Linked DNA regions of Homo sapiens: region 2 is linked to region 1. A link is a loop called in an ENCODE intact Hi-C map of the cell type or tissue named here. Cell type or tissue: MCF 10A. All regions are shown on one strand. Links, peaks and the distances in the headings refer to the core of each region. The heading gives the core; the rest is flanking DNA.

Evidence for each region. A loop is a pair of places that touch in the nucleus more often than their neighbours do. Peaks named below come from ENCODE experiments on the same cell type or tissue, not always from the same donor. Only the 100,000 strongest peaks of a DNase experiment are listed, where the experiment ranks them.
Region 2: it touches region 1 in a loop (7-fold over the local background); 8 of 110 quality-filtered maps call a loop at or near these places.

Annotation. Positions count from the first base shown.
Region 1 is chr17:13,414,540-13,426,637 of GRCh38, forward strand. No RefSeq gene overlaps it. Among named protein-coding and RNA genes, the nearest start is that of LINC02093, 110 kb to the left of the region's middle. In MCF 10A, for the core only: no CTCF peak of the experiment used is centred there; DNase peaks (open chromatin) are centred at 6,542 and 7,212.
Region 2 is chr17:13,344,182-13,356,279 of GRCh38, forward strand. LOC105371543 (a long non-coding RNA gene) reads right to left here. Exons shown (of 5, transcript XR_934238.3): 5 at 7,281-9,726. Among named protein-coding and RNA genes, the nearest start is that of LINC02093, 43 kb to the left of the region's middle. RefSeq lists an enhancer at 2,874-4,073. In MCF 10A, for the core only: a CTCF peak has its summit at 4,199; DNase peaks (open chromatin) are centred at 2,150, 3,030, 3,470 and 4,150.

The DNA.
Region 1 (12,098 bases), core at 1,685-9,684:
AGGATATATGTGCAAAACATGCAGGTTTGTTACATAGGTAAACGTTTGCCATGGTGGGTTGCTGCACCTATCAACCCATCACCTAGGTATTGAGCCCCACATGCATTAGCTGTTTATCTTGATGCTCTCCCTCCCTGTACGCCATCCCCCCGACAGGCCCGGTGTGTGTTGTTTACCTCCCTGTGTCCATGTGTTCTCATTGTTCAGCTCCCGCTTATGAGTGAGAACGTGCAGTGTTTGCATGCCAGTCAGAATGTCGATTATTAAAAAGTCAAGAAACAGCCCAGGCTTGGTGGCTCACTCCTGTAATCCCAGCACTTTGGGAGGCTGTGGCTGGTAGATCACCTGAGGTTAGGAGTTGCAGACCAGCTTGGCCAACATGGCGAAACCTCATCTCTACTGAAAATGTAAATTAGCCAGGCATGGTGGTGTGCGCGTGTAGTCCCAGCAACTTGGGAGGCTGAGGCAGGAGAATCACTTGAACCTGGGAGGCGGAGGTTGCCGTGAGCCGAGGTCATGCCACTGCACTCCAGCCTGGGTGACAGAGTGAGACTCAGTCTGAAAAAAAAAAAAAGTCAAGAAACAACAGATGCTGGCAAGGCTATGGAGAAATAGGAACGCTTTTACACTGTTGGTGGGAAGTAAATTAGTTCAACCATTGTGGAAGACAGTGTGGCGATTCCTCAAGAATCTAGAACCAGAAATACCATTTGACCCAGCAATCCAATTACTGGGTATACACCCAAAGGAATATAAATCATTCTAGTATAAAGATACATGCACACATATATTCGTTGCAGCACCAACCCAAATACCCATCAATGATAGATTGGATAAAGAAAATGTGGTACATATACACCAGGGAATACTATGCAGCCATAAAAAGGAACGAGATCATGTCCTTTGCAGGGACATGGATGAAGCTGGGTTTTCTATTTATATGCTCATGATATAAAGTTGTTTTAAAAATATCTAGTTAGATAGAGAAGGAGATAATCCATTTAATGGAAAAAATTAAGTTAATTATAACATGTGGCATGTGGTCATAATAAATTTTGTGAAGGTAGATCTGATAAAATTAATGAAGAATAACAGGGTTTTGGCCTGGAGGTATAGATATTGGAGTCTTCATCATGGAAATGGTAGATGGAAATATAGGGAATGATGATTTCACCCAGAGAAAGTATGCAGACCTTAGCTACAAACTGATATTGACAATAAGAATCTTCAAAATGAAAAGGCAAAACATTTACATTTATCCCAAGGTGGGAGAATCACCGTTAGCACAGAGTCTAAGCAAAAGATCTCTTAGATAAATACATCTTGCGTTTCCTGAATTGACATTGTGAGCTCATAACCTAAGTTTTGCCAAATGAAGTGTGTCTGGCAGTGCAGCACGCAGACTCTTAGTGAGCGTGGGCATTTCAGGAGGTGGTAGAAAGACGGAGCCTGACTCATTAATCAGTGAAAGAATCAAAGAGCTATCTTTAGAATGAACGGACAGTTCTGAAATTCAGCTGATTTCCAAGGTCAGTGGGTCATATCCACAAATATTTACTGAGCACGCACTCGGTGTCAGGTGGACTCAGGTATCAAGAAAAGACTCTTGGTGAGATTCCTGCCCCTCCCCCATCCAAACCCAAGCAGCCCAAATCCGGGGCCCTTACATGTGGACTTCATCCCATCTGATAACAGCAGCAATGATGTCACTTTGGCTTCTTGCCGAAGTCCTTCAAAACGCTCATGCACAGGAGCCGACTGGAGGACAGTCAGTTGTAAGCCTCATTGCTTGCCAAAAACGTGGGTGGCAGGCCAGGCCCGCTTCCTCAGATCACACTCAGAAAACTCAGAAATCCAAGCTGTCATCTGACATTCGACTAAAGAGTGTTTAGATTCCATGCCAGGCTTGTGTACTTGCTATGAGGTCTCTTTCCCTTCATGTGCAGACCTCTGTTCAGGAAGCCGATGTGACACCAGCCCCCGCAGAAACCACAGCTAATGCATGCTCAGGACCCCAGTATTCCTTTTGGAGGGGCAAGGAGTGTTTTGCCAATTTAGATAAAATACCTAAAGCACCAAGTACCGAATCAAATTGTCTGATTTCTTCTAACTTAATCCATGAAGGGGAATAGGCTGCACAAATGCTTCCTAAAATTGTGAGTTTAAGAAAAAAAATTTGCATTTTAGAGAAACATGACACAAAGACCAGGTAAACTTAGGCTGAGTTTGCAAAAACAAACAGCCAGTTATTGCTATAAAAATGATTGAATCTTTGTATGATTAAAAGAAAACTACAGATAGATAGGTAGGTGGATAGAAGGAGGGAAGGATAGATACATGGATAGATAGATACATGGGTGGATGGATAGATGGATGAATGGACAGATGGATAGATAAACAGGTACATGGATGGATGGATGGATGGATGGATAGATACATGATAGATAGATTGATTGATTATGTCTAGCGTGGCCTGGCACTAATTACTAAAATGCAAGTCAATAAAAACATAGGGGAAAAGTCACTGAGTTTGGCCTCTTGAGATCACTGCTTCAGCGTGTGGCATGGAAACAGTCACTCAATTTCTTGAGCCTGTCTTGCCTCATCCATTACATGGGGATAAGCATGTGGCCCTTGTGGAGTTAATAATAGTACCATGATTATTAATAGTAACTAAAATGCTGCTGGATATCAGGTATTAGATTAAGAATGTTATATAAAGACTCTCAATTGGTCCGTAAGGCAATCCTGTAAGGGAGACTATTTTACAAATGTCCTTTTCCAACAAGAAAAATGAGTCACAGAGAGGTTTCCTAAGTTGTCCAGAGTCACATCCCTGGCTAGTGGGGAAGTCCAGGTCCATCTCTACCAAAACCTATGTACATTTTCACCACTGTGTCTGAGACACTGGACATAAAAATGTTTGGGAAACTGCCAAGTGAAATATATAGCAAACGCATGCTAGTGAAATACATATCCAATGCATAAATATGTAAAATGCAATTCATTATCAACTAATAAGCACGTCTGGCCTGTGACTTGGCTTAATTCCAGGGAATGCCAAATTCTGGTGCATGTTTGTATATAACAAATTGGGCTGGAGCCCCAGAAGTTGCTAGGGAAAGGACTGAAGTTTGGGTGGTGTCTTATTCTGGGGAGCTACAGAGATGTTCATTTCTCATCCTGCTGTCCTTGGCTTCAGGGCAGGATCCCAAAAGGCAGATCTCAGCACTGGATGGAGAAGAAGGCAGTAGATTCAGCTTTCCTGCATTTGGAACTCAAAGGCAGTGATGTGAACCAATCATAGCATAGGAAGCAAACCACAACATGCAAAAATGCCACTGCAACCCCAAACAGGAATTATTAGAAAGGAGAGCAAGGAGCTTCTCACTGCAAATCACAGGGCTGCAGACATTAGGGGAGAGTGATGGAGCTCACTCTCCATACCCCCAGCCACACAAAGCCTCAATTTCATTTATTTCTGAGTTATTAGGTTGGTGCAAAAGTAACTGGGGCTTTTGTCATTGCTTTTGATGACAAAAAACTCAATTACTTTTGCACCAACCTAATTTAAGAAGATCCTGAAAAGATACACACGTGCACTTTGGGAGAGCAGCTATCAGCACAGCAGCCTCATAGCCCAGGCAATTCAAACGTGTACAAATGTGTGCTGTGAATGCAGCTCCACTATTACACCTCACCACACCTGTATTATAAACGTAATGTTGCTATTTCCATTAGATGTTATTATACATTATAGGCCTTTGCCGTCACATATGAATAACAAATAGCAGAACTTGAATTATATGTATGTGTGTATGTGTGTGTGTGTGTATATATGTAAACATTATAGAAGGTACCTCCTGACCATTTAAATGCATTTCCCTGGAGTTAGAAATGACAATGGGAAGCTACAGAATTCAACACAATCAACCCAGTTCATGGCTGTCCTGTTGGAGAGAGGCTTAGGTCCCTGTTCCCAGTTCTGCAGAACTTACCTGCCCCATCTCTACCTCTGCTCTTTTTTTTTTTTTTTTTTTTTTTTTTGGTGGGTGCTGGGGGACAGAGTTTTGCTCTTGTTGCCCAGGCTGAAGTGCAGTGGTGTGATCTCGGCTCACCGCAACCTCCGCCTCCTGGGTTCAAGTGATTCTCCTGCCTCAGCCTCCTGAGTAGCTGGGATTACAAGCATGCACCACCACGCCCTGCTAATTTTGTATTGTTGGTAGAATCAGGGTTTCTCCATGTTGGTCAGGCTAGTTTCGAACTCCTGACTTCAGGTGATCCACCCACCTCGGCCTCCCAAAGTGCTGGGATTACAGGTGTAGCCACCATGCCCAGCCCTCTACCTCTGTTCTAAGTCACCAATGGAAATGTGGAATTTTGTTCACCCATTCTTTCCCTTCTATCTTGCTCATCCTGCCCTCTGCTTCCTCTACCTTGGTTCAATCTCCATTCTGTTCACTCAGAGACATCCATTCCAGATGGGCAGACTCGCCCTACATACTCAGCCTGTTTAGAAAACTCTTCCTTTTTCTGTGCTTGACTGAAATGAGGGAGCCTCCCATGACTCCTCTCTCAGAGCTACGACTCACTCTCATTCTGTGTATTTCAGGATTAAAGGTAAGACTTGCCTCTTTCACACTCCTTCCAGAGTTTAATAAATTATCCAACTTCAGGTAAAACTCTCTAGTTTCTTTAAGATTCATATCAAACAGCTATATCTTTTTTGCTGGTCTTCATTCTTTTTATTTAATAATAATGTGATGTTGAACATGTAGAGCTCACAGGTGTTCAAGGAACTATTTTATCTGTTTTTGTCCCTCTATAGTTCTTTCCCATCTTCTAAAAGAAGATGTAATAGGAATAATTATAACAATCACCATCATACTGATTTTATTGTCACTATATTAATTCCCCATTATTCCAAAGTAATAAAAAGCCTTAGTCACATTAAATTACCAGGCATGAATAAATTCGATGGCTGAATAGAGTCTAGTTTCGATTCAGAAATTAGACCGTCTGGTCTGATGTAACGTGCAGAGCCTCCATCTTTATTCAAAGTCACAATGAGGCACCTTCACTCAGCTCCCACCCAGCCTGCTGAAGAAGGCTGCTTACCTGCGAGAAAGTTCTTCAGAGACCATCCTCGCTCACATCTGACTGCAGCCTGCTCCTCTGCACATTTTTGCAGCCCCTGGGAATCGTCACTCCTCCCTTAGCTGCTATCTTGCAGGCTCCGTGGCCCGTTCAGTCAGCCCAGTTGGACAGGACCCGATGCAACCAAACAACAGCTCTCTCTTTGGGGCCACCATATCCAGTCTGTGGAAAATGCTAGCTCAGCTTTTTCCCTGACCAACTCTAGGAGTGCAGGCTGAAGCCAGTGCAGGCATCCCTCCTTTGGCCAGTTCATCAGCAATTAGCCCTTTAGATCTACAGGAGGAAGCGAGACCCTAGTACATGCTGTGTCTTCTACCACAGGGCTCACACAGGAAGCTCCCCATGTAGTTCTCTGGAATCCACATCCCCTTTTTTATGAATAGGGGGCAAGGGAGGACTTTGTGCATGGCTGTCTTTGGGGAAAGCCTTGGAACAAATGTCTTTCACTACAGGCAACAACCGATACTGCCATTTATTCTCTCCATATCTATAAGGAGTTTAAGGGCCATAGTTTAATTCTTATTTTTGTGTTGTTTTATATACTTTCTGTGATAATTTGCACTCACTCAGTTTTCTCAATTTGGAATCTGATACCTAATGTCTTAAGGTCTTGACCTCTTGACTAAGTATTTCCCACGTGACCTCATTCTCACAGAAGAGTCCTGTAATTCTAGGAGATAGGCATTTATGATGATTTCCCACATGAAGAGAAGGAGAATGAAGCTTACAGAGCAGTAAGGTGGATTGTCCAAGGTCACACAGGAAGTGACAGAGCTGGACTTTACACCCTGTGTCTCAGACTTTGCAGCCTGGGCTATGACTATGCTGCTTTCTATTGCTTCTTGAATGTGTTGACTCTTCTAGGTCTTTCTTCCTCAGTCACTGAAGTCTTTAGCACAAGACTTACTGATTTTCTCCCTCTGCTTCCTCTACCCTGGAAGTTCTGTGATCTCAAATGGCTTCAACTTCCCTGTTGGCCCTCTATCCCATGGTGACATCATCTCCCCAGCCTCAAAGGCCACCAATTTGACTCCTTGTGGCCACTCATGCTTGTGGCCATCATGTCCTGTCCTCACAGCCCTCCCCTTCAGTGGCTGTCACAGTACTGTTCCTCGGGTAATGTCTAGATCTCCAGTTCCTTGATACTTCTAATGCTTTTGCTCTATCAGTTCCCTCCTATGCTTTACCTCTTCCCCTCTCGAAACCAATGTCTTTCCAATCTTGCATGGCCAAGGTTTTAAAAAGAATTGGCTAATGTGCTTTTTCTACTCCTTTTAGTCAATTGGCAAATGCTCTCAATGGCCACTATAGTGGGATCATATTTATATTATACTCATGTGTTGCTTAAAGGCAGGGACACATTCTGAGAAATGAGTCATTAGATGATTTCATCATTGTGCAAACATCATGGAGTGCAATTACACAAACCTAGTTGTGTAATAGCCCACTATACACCTAGGCTGTATGGTACAGCCTATTGCTCTCAACCTTCAAACCAGTACCACATGCAACTGTAATGAATAAAGTAGGCAATTGTAACTCAACGGTAAGTGTGTGTATCTAAACATAGAAAAGGTACAGTAAAAAATATGGTGTTATATTTGTGTCCATTGTCATATATGTGGTTTGTCCTTGACCAAAAAATCATTATTGCAGAGCTTGACTATAATTCTTTCTTCATTAATCTCAGCTAATATATCTCCCTCTTAGGGAAGCCTTCCCTAAACCAATACAACTGGGTGGGGCACCTCTGCTAAATGCATCCATAATATGTGTACTTTCCCCCATCATAACATTAATCCTCACTAGACAGTACATTCCTTCAGACAGGGATGCTGTTTTATGCACCAAGGGGTCCTCTTCACTTTATGTGGGAATTTGACACAAAATAGAGGCTCATGAAATACTTGTTGGATGGATAAAAGGATGAGCAATACGGGATTCAACTAGGCCAACAGAAAAAACCTATCAAGAGACAGGTAGAGGCAAAGCTTTTGAGAAGGCAGCTTTGTAGAATAGCCCAGATGGAAAGAAAGATGTGGAACTTGGCCCTGAGTCATGACTGGGCATCTTGCAGGAAGAAATTGGGGGTGAAACATTAGTGAGCAGTTGTCAGGGCAATTTTTACTTCCCAGAGGAAAAAGGAAAACCAAAAGAAATGCCTCATGTTATTATTCATGAAAAGAGCTTAATGGCCAAGTGGGAACATTTGCTAACGAAAAACTGAAAGGAAGAGTTTAAAAGCTAAGACAGCCTGGTGACTATTTTAGAATAGCTTGCTAAAAGTCCAGGACAAATGCATGCCAAGGAACTAAAAGACCTGGCACTTTAAGGAAAACAACAAAAGCACACATACAACTCTTCATGGTCAATTGGCAAAATAAAATAGGTTTTTCTCCTTCCATTTTTCACAAATGGAAAGACAAGCTGAGTGAGGAAAACAGGAAGGCATACACTAGAAATTAGACATGCCCCCCAAAAAAGAATTTAGGGGAGTATTGGTAAGGGACTCCGAGGCTAAAAATAATAGAGTCTTTATATCCATAAGAAGGGCAAGGTCAGCTAGATGCTCATGGAACTGGTTAAATGGATGTCATGGAAAGGTGGAACTTGCAGAAACTACAAACAGCAACAATATAACAATAGAAAACTTTCGGTGACTACCAGCCATATGCCAGGCACTGTACCAAGGATTTCACATACAGTGCCTCATTTAATCCCCATAATTTACTGTTGTTGGTGTCCTTTTACAGATGAGGACACTGAGTCACAGAGAGAATAAGGGACAAAGTCACACAGCTGGCAAGTGACAGATTTGACAAATGAATGCAAGCCTGAGTCTAGAGTCTGCATACTCTGTGCCTTAGACTTTGGTAACAAATAACCAAACAGATCAGAGTTACTGGCCTAATTAATGGAAAACTCGCAAGATGAAACTGTCAAGGCAGACACAGACACTGCAGATAAAGACCAGATGGCATCCACATGAAAGTTCATTGAAATTGACAAACAGGTAGACTGGGCACGATGGCTCACGCCTGTAATCCCAGCACTTTGGGAAGCTGAGGCGGGCGGATCACAAGGTCAGGAGATTGAGACCATCCTGGCTAACATGTTGAAACCCTGTCTCTACTAAAAAAATACAAAAAATTAGCTGGGCGTGGTGGCGGGCGCCTGTAGTCCCAGCTGCTCGGGAGGCTGAAGCAGAAGAATGGCGTGAACCCGGGAGGCGGAGCTTGCAGTGAGCCAAGAAGTTCCACTGCACTCCAGCCTGGGCAACAGTGCAAGACTCCCTCTCAAAAAAAAAAAAAAAGAAAAAAAAAAAGAAATTGACAAACAGACTCTGAGCTGGAGATGAACAATGTGATCTATGCCCTGCCCTGACTTTGCTTCCAGTCCCCAAACAAGCTCAGAGGGAACAGAGCAGTGAGTTTGGATCTTGGACCAGATAAATTAGTACCACCTATAACAAAGTTAGAGTCACTGAGTATTTAACAACATATCACCTAGCCTAGAAAAAGCTACATGGTGTGTAAAAAAGAATGCATGCCTATCTTATCTACTAAAGCAAAGTCCATTAATTTCTCCCTTCAAAGGGTAAAAGAAAACTAATGACTTTGATAGATTTTGACATTATTTACTTGGCAGTTGAGACTTGGCCCTGTTCCAAAAGGGGCTTGAATAAAAGATGAATAAAATACAAGATAAATTAAAATAGAAAGCCATAAAAGAAAGGTAAGGATAGGGACAAAAATGATGACCAGAAATTGGGCTAAACTCTTGTCACATTGCTTCACAAATTTAGATTCTAAGTTTAGCATGTAAAGCACACACACACACACGCACACATGGACAAAAAGAAACATTGCTAATTATACAATTTACAGTTTAAAGAGATGAAAACAAATCAATTGCCCGGGAAAATCTATTTGCTATTGATAACTAGCATCAGGCAGGAATTTATATGGGGGATTCTGGTGAACTGGACCTTGTGTGATATAACTAAAAACTTATCATCCTTACCATGAGCACAAAGAACAGCTCAAAAAGCTATTTCTTACGTCTGTTCTCAATGAAGATGGAGAATATCAAAACAAAGTGTTGCGTTGAAAACCCCATGGTGGGAAAGACTCTGATGCCTTGGATACAATTCTGTGTCAAAAATTATCATTTGTTAGAATTAGTAAAGAATTGTAAAATGGCTTAATTAGTTGTTATTTGACAGGCCAGATTAGGGGTAAGTTGTCAATTCTTTGAATAAAGCACTCTTATAAACGATCCAGGGGGACGAGTTCAGAGTGAAATTTTGGGGATTAGTGATGGTGGTAAGTGATCTGAGGTAGTATATTTATTCATTTGCTTATTGACTGAATACTTACTAGATACTGTTATACTCCAGGTAAGCATGGCATTAAGTACTGGGGCTACATGAGTCTTTATCTCCATGGACATTCCACTCTTGTTGATAAACTACAAGACTCTTTCATAGAGCTGGGCAAGAAAGCTGAACATTGTCAGATGCTTTTAATGAAAAAAGGCAGGGTGGTTGCCATTTGTGCGAGAGATGCATTCCTGAAAACCCAGCATCATTCAAGCCTAACTTTTTCCTAGGAACCAATGTAAAAGTGGAGTGAAGGAGCAAATTTAATTTTGGGACCATATAGTCTTACAACTGTGGTTAACATATTTTTGCTTTAAGACTGCTTTTTATTTTCTCAGCAATGTCTCTAATGCTTCCCTTAGTGCTCTCTAAAATTAACAGCACAGCACGCTTTGGTAGTTTGATCTACTGCTTTGTGGTTTATCACATCTAACATGTTCCTAAAAGTGAGCGATTTCCAGGCACAATTTTCAGCATCAGCTCTAGCACTGCGACATAGTGAATATGTGGATGACTTTGTTAAAGAAGATATTTTTCAGGTTACACTAGTAACAATGTTTATTAAATAATAAATTATGACAATACATATTAAGATATCAACATAATGATGATACATATTGCTCAGGAATACTGATGCATGTTAACTGCAACATGCTTCATGGGATACTGACAAAAATGATATGTATATGTATGTATATTTATTTCCATGTAAATCTATACTCTCTTATGGCAATGTCATAAAAACTTTTTACAATTGAGTCTTCCAGTCAGTTTTGAAATTTTTCAATTCTCAGCAATTCAAAAAATAGGAGAGCTGTATACTTTATTTTGGCATAATGTAAGATCTTAAATATTTTGTACTGTAGTCTTTCAAATTTGCCTAATTCAAATTTAGGCCAAAAAAAAAGTGACTGCCTTGGAATTTAGAATAGTTGCATATTAATAGTATAGAGTTAAAAGCTGAATTTTAGAGCCAGGCAGCCTTGGATGTGACTCCTATTTTTACCACATATGACTTTGGTCAAGATTCATATATCTTTATGCCTTAGAATCAGGAGCCAAGGATAAGGATATTGAAAAACAAAACAAGGGAGACAGGTCCCAGGAATGAACTATTGAAGAGTTGTGTTTCAGCCCTGTAGAAGTCTTTCTGTGTTCTTGGCCTTGATTTTCTGCTCTAAAATGCTATAGAATGTCTTTATTGGCATCTTCTTGAATCTTGCCTAAATCATCATTACTTCAGCTTAGTAGGGTTCCAGTGAGGTTTTTCTGTCCCTGCAAACCAAGCACACAATTCCTCATTTAGGACAGCATGATGTTCACTGCCAACATTCCTGTTGGGTCTACCTTTGCAGACAGAAAAATCCCCTAACTAAATAATATGTGTGCGTGTTATGGAGGGAAAGAGATCATCAAAGAGCCCTAAAGGGACTCAAGCTAAAATAGTGTTGTTCTAACCACTTCTTCTATGAGCACTCTGCCTGCTCTGTCACTGTGGTTCTAGCTGTCAGAGAGCTGGGTTCTGTTACTGTGGTTCCAGCTGTCAGGGAGCTGGGTGGTGGTTGCCCAGAAAGAAATAGCAGATTACAATCTCAGCTCTTTTTCTTTCTCAGGTCTTTGTAAAATGACCACTCGGTTTTCATATTTTAAGTTGAAAAGACTCGTACCCATTTATCCTTCCCTTGCGAAGGAATTGAAATCCACAAGGAACCTTCATCAGACTTGAATAACTTTGGATTAGACTGAAGCATAAAAGTTTAAATGTTGCAATGGGCAATTTTCTAATATGGTGTGTTGAACATGACTGTACAATTGCTGTTAGAGGAAATTTTACAAATAATTGTAATCTAATTTATTTTTATTTTTTGCTTAGAAAAAAACGTAACCGTTGAGATCAGAAATTCTAATCATGTGTTGTCAATATCCGCTGTCAGAGCCTCATTTTTTTGTCCCTTTATAGGGTATGATGAGACCTACAAAGAATAGCTTTCGTGGTTTTTCTTAAGACAGTCAACCAGTTGATCTTTCTGCTAGGGTTTGTTTGACTTGCCTCAGTTTATGAAGTTAAATAAAGACAAATTATATTTTTAATATGTTTTCAACTTTATTAAATTGCTGTGTGACTGGAAATAGTTTTAAAGTAATAAAAGAATTCTGGGCCGGGCGTGGTGGCTCATGCCTGTAACCCCAGCACTTTGGGAGGCCAAGGCCGGCCAATCACTTGAGGTCAAGAGTTCGAGACCAGCCTGGCCAACATGGTGAAACCCAGTCTCTACTAAAAATACAAAAATTTAGCCAGGCGTGGTGGCAGGCGCCTGTACTCCCAGCTACTCAGGAGGCTGAGGCACGAGAATCCCTTGAACTCGTGAGGTGGAGGTTATGGTGAGCCAAGATCGCATCACTGCACTCCAGCCTGGGTAACAGAGTGAGATTCTGTCTCAAAAAAAAAAAAGAAGAAAAAAAGGAATTTTGATTTTTGATGTAGCCTAACTCACCTTAATCTTATTTTCTAATAAAAATAGAAATTATCAATAGGTTTCTGTTAGTAATATGTCACTGG
Region 2 (12,098 bases), core at 1-8,000, 72 kb before region 1:
CTTTTTAATTTCTGAAAGTAAAAATTGTGATAAAATAAGATAAAATAGGTAAATTGGCAAAAAAGCCAAAGTTGATAACTCATGGAAGAAAAAAATGCAAATAACCAAAAAGCATAGGAAAAAAAAAACATAATTAGTAGTCAAGGAAAAAGGTAATAAAGAACAATTGTTGCTGTATTTGTTTAGTCACAAAAATAATAATTGTTATTGTCCATAAAGATATGAAAACTTCTTATATTGCTTGGGGTGGTTTAAATTAGCAAAATCTTTTGAGGATCAGTTTTTAAAATATTTCAAATAACCAAATAGTCACATCCTTTGAGTCAGCTATAAAAACATATAATGAGAAAAAATTAAGCTATTAAAAAAGATTTGTATGTAGAATGTTTATGGAAATGTTATTCATGATCGTTTAAAATTAGAAACAAAATAAGTCTCTAATAAGTATTGTACAACCGCATGATAGAATACAATGTAACCATTCAAAATCCTGCTGTGGAGTGGTGTGGAAAGTTTACTAATGTACTAGATGTTACTATATAGCAGGTTTAGATATATTTATATACACATATGTATTTTATATTATATGTATGTGTGTACATAGTGTGTGTGTGTCATGTATGTGTCATTAACCAGAGGTGGACTGACTTGCTTGAAGCTTTTAAACACTGTAGAAAAGAATCACTATTTTCTTAGAATTGTTTCTAGAGATCCAATGCATATGATCGTAGTAAGAAGCAAGTCTTCACACATTCTAAAGAGAAGTCCCCATGTTTGCAGCTAGGCCATTCTTTCAAGACTCATCAAGAGGTAAATGAATTTGTCCTGTAATCATAACCCCATCACCGTGTATGCGGAAGACTAGAAATTTGAGAATGTATTAGTGAATAGTTATTGCCCCCATCATTGGATGGCAGTGCTTTCCACCGCCCCTAATGTTCTACCCACTCACCCATAAGTTGAGTGAGGAGAGCTCTGAAACAATGTCACAGTCCATTTTGTGCTGCTATAACAGATTATGTGAGACCGGGTAACTTATAAAGAACAGATATTTATTCTCTCATGGTTCTGGAGGCTGGAAAATGCAAGATCAAGGTGCTGGTGTCTGATGAGGGCCTTCCTGCTAGATGCTCACATGGGAGAAGGCTGAAGGGTTAGAGAAGGTGAAGGTGGTGTTCTCACATGGCAGAAGAGCACATTAGAGCAAACCCATTCCCACAAGCTCTTTTTATAGCAGCATTAGTTCACTCATGAAGGTAGAGCCCTCCTGACCTAAACCTCTCTCATTAGGTCCCACCTCCCAGTGCTGTTGCTTCAGGTAGTAAGTTTCCAACACATTAATTTTGGGAGACACATTCGAGCCATATCAAAGTCTCCCATTAGGTCCCACCTCCCAGTGCTGTTGCTTTAGGTAGTAAGTTTCCAACACATGAATTTTGGGAGACACATTCAAACCATATCAGAGTCTGAAAGAAGGGGAGTCTGGCATTGCACCCCTGGCTGCAACCTTGCAGAGCATCTAAATCCAAGAGCTCATCGGCATGCATTCACCAGAACTGGAAGCAGTGAACTGGTTCTAGGCTGAGTCTGACAACAGTCACAGGGAGTGTGAGAGCATCCATGAAGGTTTCTTCTTGCCCAGAAAATACTGCAGTGAGTGTCTTATTTAATTAACTCAGCCCATGGTGGCAGGGTGAAGAGAAGGGGAATGGACACATTAAATTTCCCATGCCGGGGTTAAGTGAGTGTGCATTTGTTTTAAAACATAGGTTGTATTACTACTCGGTATGATGAGGCCAACAGATGAAGAGGTAACTGCTGTTGAAAAGATACTTTGTTACAATGTCCAAGAGGAGGAGACACACCACACCACACCACACAGGGACACTTAGGGAATCACACCAGAGTCAGTCAGGAGACAGAAAGAGTCAGGGAAAACTGTGAGCAGGAGCTTTTATTGTGGTTTCTGCGGGAAGGATTGGGAGAGGCAGGGTAAGTAGATTCAGCCTTAGCTAGTTTGAATAATTTCATCAGGCTCTGGGGCATAGGGGCTGTCCCTAGTTTTCTGGGACCTGTCCTTGGGTGACTAGGGCAGACAAAGAGTGGTCCCTGAGTGTGAGAGTCCAATAGAGGAGGTGGAGAGGTGTGAGAAAGCTGGATTGGCTAGTTTGCATATGAAAGGCACACTCTGGGGCCAGTTCTTTACTTTCTTTAGTACTTGGCTAGTCCTGGGAGGGGCAGTATCTCTAGCGTCAGCAAAGCCACAAGATGTCAAAACATCAGAACTACAGAACATAAAAAGCCATGACTAATAGAGCATTTGAAGAAAAGCATCAGGGGCCTATCTTCCCCAATGGAAGAGAATGAAGTGAGAATTCCTGTAGGGACTTTCAGAGAGCCTCTCTCTACACCCCCGGAAGGTGCCCTCACATGGATACGCGCCATACAGAGGACACCTATGGCCAAGCCAGAAGGCAAAGAATATTTAGTGACAAGTTCTTGCCTTTTCCCTCTAATTTTGCTTCTTTGGCCTGGCCCTATCCTCAGGGAAACAGGGAGCAGTAGAGCTATGAGAAGAAGGAGGATGGAAATGGAAAGAGAATGGGGGAGTGAAAAGGGAATATGGTGCCACACCCACTGCCCACGCCCAGTGCTTATCCTTAGGGTGTAATGCGGGCCTGAGGCCTGATTTGAAGGAAACTGAGAAACTGTATTGCCTGTGAGATTGAGCTTGTTCTTCTTTTCCTTTGTGTTTGTTACTTTTTTAAATTAAAATACACATAATATTTATAATTTCAACCATTTGCAATTATACAATCCAGTGGTGTTAAACTCAGTGGTGAATTTTCCTCCTAGAAGTATAGTTTAGCTGGTATGAGAATGTCTCATGACTAAAAGGGACCAGAAAGGTTTGACCTATTCAACACGTTACCACGAGGCAGGAAAGGAAAGGATGGAGCCACACTGAGCATCTTCATCACTAAAGAGGAATTTTTGTGGTGTGGTGGAGTCACTCCAGCCTAGCTCTAAATGATCTAGTTGTCCAGATGATTCACTTCCTTTTCCTCTTCTTTGTGTTCACCAAGGCCCCCTTTGATCAGAGGTTATGCTTGATAGGTGCACCACAACTTGAGCTGGCATGCGTGGAAAATAAACTTAAGCATCTGTAATTCTTCACATTGTTATAAATAAAGTTTCGGTGCCACAAAAGAAATAGTGCTCGATATAAAATTTTCCTTCTCAGCAAGGCAATGTACTTCTATAGAAGGGTGCGCCCTTACAGACGGAGCAATGGTGAGCACACACTTGGACAAGGGAGGGGAAGGGGTTCTTATCCCTGACACACGTGGCCCCTGCTGCTGTGTCATTCCCCTATTGGCTAGGATTAGACCACACAGGCTAAACTAATTCCAATTGGCTAATTTAAAGACAGTGACAGGGTGAGTGGTTTGGCGGGAAGCAGAGCAGGAAATCAGAATGAGTCAGGGTGGAGAATGAGTCAGGGCAGAGCAGGGAATTGGAATGAGTCAGGATGGAGGAGGTAATTGAAAAAGGTTGCTTTACGAGGAAGTTAAGTTTAAAAGTAGAAGGCAAAGAATTGAACATACTGACATATTGATTCTTTGAAGAGAAATTTAGAACTCATATCTAACATTATTGCTCTGCCATTCTAAATGATTTTATCGGCTTCATGTGCTTTCACTGAGCATCATTTAAGCAAGCAAGAAATACCTTTTCTAGATATTCCATTAAAGTCCAAGGTCTGGATCTGGTGATGTAGAAGTGACTAGGAACTGCCTCCAGTCATTTTTTTTTTTTTTTTTTTGAGACGGAGTCTCTCTCTGTCGCCCAGGCTGGAGTGCAGTGGCGCAATCTCAGCTCACTGCAAGTTCCGCCTCCCAGGTTCACGCCATTCTCCTGCTTCAGCCTTGCGAGTAGCTGGGACTACAGGTGCCACCACCACGCTCGGCTAATTTTTTGTATTTTTAGTAGAGACAAGGTTTCACCGTGTTAGTCAGGATGGTCTCGATCTCCTGACCTCGTGAGCCACCCGCCTCGGCCTCCCGAAGTGCTGGGATTACAGGCGTGAGCCACCACGCCCAGCCACCTCCAGTCATTGAACCATGGCACCAGCAGGGTTCCTTGGGCACATCTCCAATAGCAATTACTCTATCTCACCATGAGAGGTCTGTCTTCTCTCTCCCTTTCTTTTTTTTTTTTTCCTTTTGAGACAGGGTTTCGCTTTGTTTCTGTTGCCCAGGCTGGAGTAAGAGGTGCAATCATGGCTCACTGAAGCCTCAATCTCCTGGGCTCAAGCAGTCCTGTCTCAGCCTCCTGAGTAGCTAGAACTATAGGAACACACCACCATGCCCAGCTAATTTTAATTTTTTTTGTAGAGATGGGATCTCACTATGTTGCCCAGGCTGGTCTTGAACTCCCAGGTTCAAGTGATCCTTCCACTTCGGCCTTCCAAAGTGTTGGGATTGTAGGCGTGAGTCTCCGCACCTGGCCTTGTATTATTTTCCAACTTAGATGTCTCTACATCAGAGCTACCATATTCTCAGAGTCAGTCACGGTGTAGCACTGTTTCTTACATATGGTGCCTACTCAGGAATTACTTACTGCATTTCACTGAATAGAATGTTTCCTAGATGTTTTTCTCAATTCATTGCATCAAAAGATTACCCACTACCTCCTTGTGGTCTGAGTCCTCTTCTTTCTGGAAGTAGTTCATCCTCAACCAGCTAAAGGTCAAAATATCTCCTGCAATTAGTGATCCCCTGACAGAGGGGCCTTTGATGCGCTTTTTATTTTTAGATGGAGTCTCACTTCTTTGCCCAGGCTGGAGTGCAATGGCGTGACTTCGGCTCACTGCAACCTCCACCTCCCAGGTTCAAGCAATTCTCCTTCCTCAGCCTCCCAAGTAGCTGGGATTACAGGCATGTGCCAGCACGCCTGGCTCATTTTTTTATTTTTAGTAGAGATGGGGTTTCACCATCTTGGCCAGGCTGGTCTCAAACTCCTGATCTCAAGTGATCTGCCCGCCTTGGCTTCCCAAACTGCTGAGATTACAGGTGTGAGCTGCTGCACCCGACCTATGAACTTCTTTTCCTTTTAAAAATTATTTTTAAAAATTGAGATATAATTCGTGAACCATAAAATTCACCCTTTTTTTTTTTTTTTTTTTTTGAGATGGAGTCTTGCTCTGTCACCCAGGCTGTAGTGCAATGGCGCTATCTCAGCTCACTGCAACCTTCGCCTCCCAGGTTGAAGCAATTCTCCCACCTCAGCCTCCTGAGTAGCTGGGACTACAGGCATGTGCCACCACACCAGGCTAATTTTTTTGTATTTTTAGTAGAGACGGGGTTTTACCACATTGGCCAGAGTGCTCTTGAACTCATGACCTCAAGTGATCCACCCATCTCGGCCTCCCAAAGTGCATTCACGCTTTTAATGTTTGCAGGTTGGTGATCTTTAGTGTACTTATGATGTTGTGCAACTATCACAACGCTCTAATTCCAGAACATTTCCATTACCTCAAAAAGAAGCCTCAAACCCTTCAGCAGTTGCACCCCATTTCCCTCTTTCTTAGCCCCAGAAACTGCCAATCTCCTTTCTGTCTCCATGGATTTACCTATTCTGAACATTTCACACAATTGAAATCATACAACTTTTAGGCTTCTGTCTTTGAATCACTTCTGATTTCAATTTAACAGTAATTTAATGACTGATCCAAATAACCCATTAATTCATCTGATAATCACCCTCAGAACAAAAAGATGAAAATAGTTCATTTCAAGAACGTTAAAGCCAGCTAAATAAAGACACCTATCGCCAACTTTTAAGTAGGGAATTAAGCCAGAATAAAAATTTACCCTAACCCTCCCTTCACTCGCTTAGTTTATTCCAATTTATTATTGCCTAGAAGGTTCAAGCAAAGGTGCCAACACATACAAGTCTATCATCATAATCCACACACTGCCCAGGGAACATTCCCCTCTGGAAACAAGAGCTCTGGGGTCTGGAGTCCTAGTACTTGGCCTGGAATCTTGCCTCCACCACTTCCTATCTGTTTGACTTGGGGCCAAATTAATTTACCTCTCTGCTGTTTCATCTGTAAATTAGTAGTTCCTACTCCATAGGGCTGTTGTGGAGACTAAGCGAGTTAATGGATATTGAGAATATTAAAGAGGGCTGACCTCACATGGCAAGTGCTCAAAAGCTATTCATGTGGTAAGAGGAATAGATTGCTGTGGAAATGTTGTATTTAGTATTTATGTTCCTTCTATTAACTATGCTCACGTAGGTGATGGCAGAGATCATTCCTCACACTTCTCAGAACTACACCAGTCTTTAGCAAAGTCTATTGCCATATGCAGGAGCGAGATCCAAAATAGGTAGCAGCTTTATGGGACAGGCTGTGCGCGGTCAGCACTGGCAGATGCTGCTTTGCAGAAGTACCCTGGTGTGAACCTTTTAGCTGGATTGCGGGAAAGCCTGGGCAGGGGCAGCTGCTGACTGCCGGGATGGTTGCGGGGGACTCCCCAGGCACTCTGGGAAACAGCTTTACCCAACTGTAGGGAAGTGTTTTAATATTTTGTCCACTGGCAAACTGAATGTCAGCCTGACTTTACAACTACCGAATGAATCACGTTCTTTCTTACTATCCTAAACCTAAATGAAGCAGAAAATCAATATAATTATAAAATAGTTAATGTCTTTTACACTCCACCCAGTTTCAGGGGAGTTAAAGCAAATTTTCTTTTAGTGAAAAAAAAAGTTTAATGCAGAATTGTGTTTAGATTTTGTGTATCTCTTACACTTCCCAAAAGGATAGATGGACTAGAACCTGGGGAAATGGCCCTGAACTAACCAGTTCCCTCTATTTGCTCATCTGTGTGGCATGAGTATGTTAGATGAGGTAGGAGATGGTTTAGATTCTTTCATCTCTTTCAATTCTGTTATTTTTTCTTCTTTAGTTACACAGCTCCAGCCAGAGGTATAGCCCAGGGCTTTAGGGCACAGTCCAAATCCAAGAAAGTAGGAATGCTACGACAAATCCATTGGGTAGAAAAATGCACCTAACCCACAGAGTGATTCATTTGCCCCTGAAAAGGGTTTTGCTGTTACAAATTTTTGTCCAGAACATTTGAGCCCGTGGTAGTTCAGTCGAGACACAAAGTGGTCAACATTCTTTGAACAAATCTGCTTTTAATGTGTAGAGTGTTCTTGTTTCCAGTTATTATTCTGAGTGATTAAACAAACTGCCAAACTTTCACTGCAGTGGTCATCGTTTATTACTGAGATAGTTACTGGGGACTTAATAGCACTCCATTTGAGACAATATCTTGAGCCTTGTGAATTCAAAAGAAAAGAGATGTATTTTTGGCACAAATTGATGGGGTTTCAAGATTTCTGTAATAGATACATACACAATCATATTGTTGAGTTGAAAGAAATGTGTTTCCAATAAGTAGTATTTACTGGGGTTTAACAACGATGTAATAGTTACCTGTCTATTACATGGTAGTCAAAGCTAAAGAAATGTGTTTTTAATAATCAATTGGCATTTCAAATATATAAGATAACTGCCATATGAAATCGGAACCTAGATACAATCCACATTTGAGACTTGTTTTTGAGAGTCTCATTCATGATTCTGAAGTATTAATGATTGGTTATTGTAAAAGGAATATTATTATCAAAGGGATAATAATTTGTATTCATTTCTCTTATACTTTCTCTGCTTTTCTTCTTTCATTCTCCCTTTTCCTTTTACTTCTCCTTAGCAGTTATTTTATTACACCTTCTATTTTAATTGGTTGGGATTGCATTCGGCCTGTATAAAGAAAATGATCCTTCCTCCCAACCAGAAAGAATAAAAAGTAACTGAATGAATACCTTTGGCTCTTTTAATCCATGCCAAGAGGAAGAGGTGAGACAAATCGGAGAGCCCCAGTGATAGATACACATGCACTGGCAGATTCCCTTGGGATTAACCCTGCCTGTAACTTTGCAATAAGAATTTGTGCCACTCTGCCGGGTGCAGTGGCTCATGCCAGTAATCTCGGCACTTTGGGAGGCCGAGGCAGGTGGATCACCTGAGGTCAGGAGTTTGAGATCAGCATGATCAACATGATGAAATCCCGTCTCTACTAAAAATACAAAAATTAGCCGGGCCTGGTGGTGCATGCCTGTAATCCCAGCTACTCAGGAGGCTGAGGCAGCAGAATCACTTGAATCCAGGAGGCGGAGGTTGCAGTGAGCCGAGATCGTGCCATTGTGCTCCAGACTGGGCAGCAAGAGCAAAACTCCATCTCAAAAAAAAAAACAAAAAAAGAATTTGTGCCACTTTCCCTCCTTGGGCCACCTTGAGGCCATCCCATTCTCCAACATTCCCGCAGATGTTGCCTCTTATATTCATACATTTGGCAAGTATTTGCAAGATGCCTTGTCAATGCTAAATTGCTCTACCAGATGCTGGTGCTACAAAAACAGAAGGCAGAGTACCTGCTTTCAAAGAACTCTCAGTCCAAAAGGAAAGTGGGACTAGACAAGCCATAAGGAGAATGCAGCGTGGAAAGAAGTGGGCATCATCCATGGGAGCCCGAAGAAGGCAATGACCCACACAGCTCCAGCCAGCTTCATTCTATAGCACACACAGGTAAAGTATGGGGTGAGGACCATTCAAACAGTGATCATGGTGATGACGCAACCTACTCTCCTGTATTATGTGGCTTAGAAAGCACCTCCTCCCCAGTCCTTCCCTGGCAGGAGCTCTTTCCCTCTCGCTGTCATTCTCCTGCCTGGAATGCTCCTTCCCTGATGGTCTCTGTGGCTGTGCTCTGCTCATACAGCAGATCTCGGCTCAGATCAAAAGAGTCTACCTGAGCACCCTCCCAGAAAGGGTCTTCCCAGTGCCCAGACCCCCTCATTTTTTCACATCAGACACAAAGTGCAAGCTGTAATGATCCCGTGAATGTAATGTTTTCTCAGCTGTCTCTCCCTAGAGCAATGCAGGCTCCATAAGGATACGAGCTGCTTTCAACCCGGTTGACTGCTGCAGTCCTCACAGGCAGGTAGAAGCGTATCTGGTGGTGGCAGGAACTTCATCCTCATTTGTTGAATGAAAGAATTCATGAATTCATGAATCTGCCATGTCATGCCCAGAAGGCTGGATAATATATGCCACTTTGTGTCCATCATACGATTGCTTTGCCACCTGCCCAGCCAGCACTGCCTCTACAGAAGAAACTTAGAGTGCTTCGTCTAGGAAGGATCCCTGGGACTTTGTACTGAGCATCTTGGACTGGAACCCTGGCAATGAGTGCTGACAGCCAATGTCTCCAGCCAGATGTGGCCTGATGTGGCTTCTTGGCATGGAGCTAACTGCAGCCTCCCCGGCCCCTGCCCTGAGAGTGGAGGTGGACAACTGGAGGAAGAGCAGGGCAGGAGGTATGCTCCCGTGATGCCAAAACCTCTTAGGAATGAGAGCTCATTCAGAGCATGTGCCTCAGCTCCCCGCCTCTGCCAAGTGTCAAACTTCATTAAAAGGCTTGGGGGAAGATCAGTTGCAGAGCATGGCTCGTCTGGGCCAAGGCAGGAGTTCTTTCCCCAAGCTCAAGAGGGCTTTGCTTAGCAGCTCTGCAGAGATTGGCAACTGCGGTTGAACTTGTCAGACTGTGAGCTTTCTTCAGGATTTATCCACCCCAACACGAGCACATTCTGAAAAGTAGAAATCTGTTGAGAGGTGATTCATTCCTCTGTGGGGCCTTCTAATTCTACCTCCCACCACTCCCAGCCTGTCTTTCCTCTCTTTTGGAATTCTGAGAGCCCCACGTTAGGAAGTGTTCTTTGCTGCTTAAGGTTATTGATTGTTGGAAGAAATTTATTCCAATAATAAAAATAATAACTTGAATTATTAAAATCCTTTGAAAAATGAGGAATAATGTTTCTAAAGGTACTTTTGAAATTATTGCTACACAAATGTTAGCTCACTTTGGGTTCTGAGCCTGATGAAAAATGTTAAGATAGTGGCATTTCAATATCCATGAAAAGAAATTGAGACTCAGAGAGGTTAAAAAGTTTGCCCAAAGTCACACAGCTGAAAAGCAATGGAGAAGGAACCACAAGACTTCTATTCCCTCTACCATTCCATCTCATTGTGATTCTCTTGGTCATTTCCCTCTAGATATGGCTTGGAGAGACAGAAAGTGAAAAATCCTTCATAACTTGGGAAATACTCCTTTCTTATTTAAAAAATCGAATAGCATACATATCACAGATAAACTGTGAGATTAAATATATCAGCAAATATTCACATATAAGCATGTGTCATATGTGTAAACGCAGCTTACACAATGAGGTATATGTGGTTTTCATAGGCATTTTTAATATTTCGGAATATGTCCCCAAGGATGAATGTTCTGCAAATACACACTTAAGTTTCTCTCTTTACAAAGAACCCCAATTTTGTAACTTAATATTTACAAGAAAGTGATAGCTAGTTTTACACTGTTTATACTGTTTTACACAGTATTAAAATTATTACTTGATATTTTAAGCTTTTATGAATAGCGATCTTTTTTATTAGTTTCAGTAATACACATAAAAACTACTTAATCTGAACTCTACTAATTTGAAATTTATAGCCATTCAAACATAAACTCTTACCTTTGTTTGGCTAATGGGAAAAACAGGTAGGCAAATGTAAAATGTAAACTCTAAGTGTTTGATACACTTTAAAAAATACATATTTCAATCTCTTTAGAACCAGCTGCTTATATTGTATACACATTTTATTTATTAATTAAGAAAAACCCCCAAGGGTTTCTGTGTGCCAATAATTATTGGTTTAGCTATAAATTATGGTATAGTCTTGAGAGTAATGCTAATGTTTTTTTAAACTATATTTTGAAATGTTACTGATTCAGGCTACTAGTTCAGATTAATAGCATTTAATAGCAGTGGAGTTTGAAGCCAGACAGATTTAATTTGAATTCCAGTGCTGCCACTTTTTAACTGATGTCCTTGAACAAATGACTTAATCCTGATGAATGTCGTCATCTTCTAAACTGGGACATTTCTGAGAGAGAGTAAAGGAGGTGTCAATTACTCTGGGACAAGCCTAATCAGAGGCTGGCCTGGGGAAGCCAGACACATGGTTACTCTATCAAAATGTGACTCTCTCAGTCTTTGGCTTATCTAGGTTGTTGGTAGATGGTGGATGGCATTTTGTTTCAATTTTTCTGTCACTGCTTTCAACTATAAGGAATCAAATCTCCTTATCCAAGCCCTGTGATGTCATCTTAAGTCTGTCACATTGAGTCTTGGGAATTTTTTTTTTCCGAGACAGAGTCTTGCTCTGTCGCCCATGCTGGAGTGCAGTGGCGTGATCTCGGCTCACTGCAACCTCCGCCTCCTGGGTTCAAGCGATGCTCCTGTCTCAGCCTCCCGAGTAGCTGGGATAATAGACCCCGCCATCATGCTCAGCTAAGTTTTGTATTTTTAGTAGAGATGGAGTTTCACCATGTTGGCCAGGCTGGTCTCTATCTTCTGACCTCGTGATCCGCCTGTCTCGGCCCCCCAAAGTGCTGGAATTACAGGCATGAGCCACCGTGCCCGGCCAGGAATATTCTTTTTTTTTTTTTTTTTTTTTGAGAGGGAGTCTCGCTCTGTCGCCCAGGCTGGAGTGCAGTGGCGCGATCTCGGCTCATTGCAAGCTCCGCCTCCCTGGTTCATGCCATTCTCCTGCCTCAGCCTCCCAAGTAGCTGGGACTACAGGCGCCCGCCACCACGCCTGACTAATTTTTTTGTATTTTTAGTAGAGACAGGGTTTCACCATGTTAGCCAGGGTGTCCTCTATCTCCTGACCTCGTGATCCGCCCGCCTCCGCCTCCCAAAGTGCTGGGATTACAGGCGTGAGCCACCGCACCCGCCGGCCAGGAATATTCTTATTGAGATTATTATTAAGTCACACTTTTAGGTGTAGAAAAGTCCTGTAGTCGAGTTGAAAACTTTATATGTTAATTCAAAACTTTCCTTCTCCCCCATATGAGACTCCACCTGTGGTCCTGGCATAGGGAGAAGTGTATTCT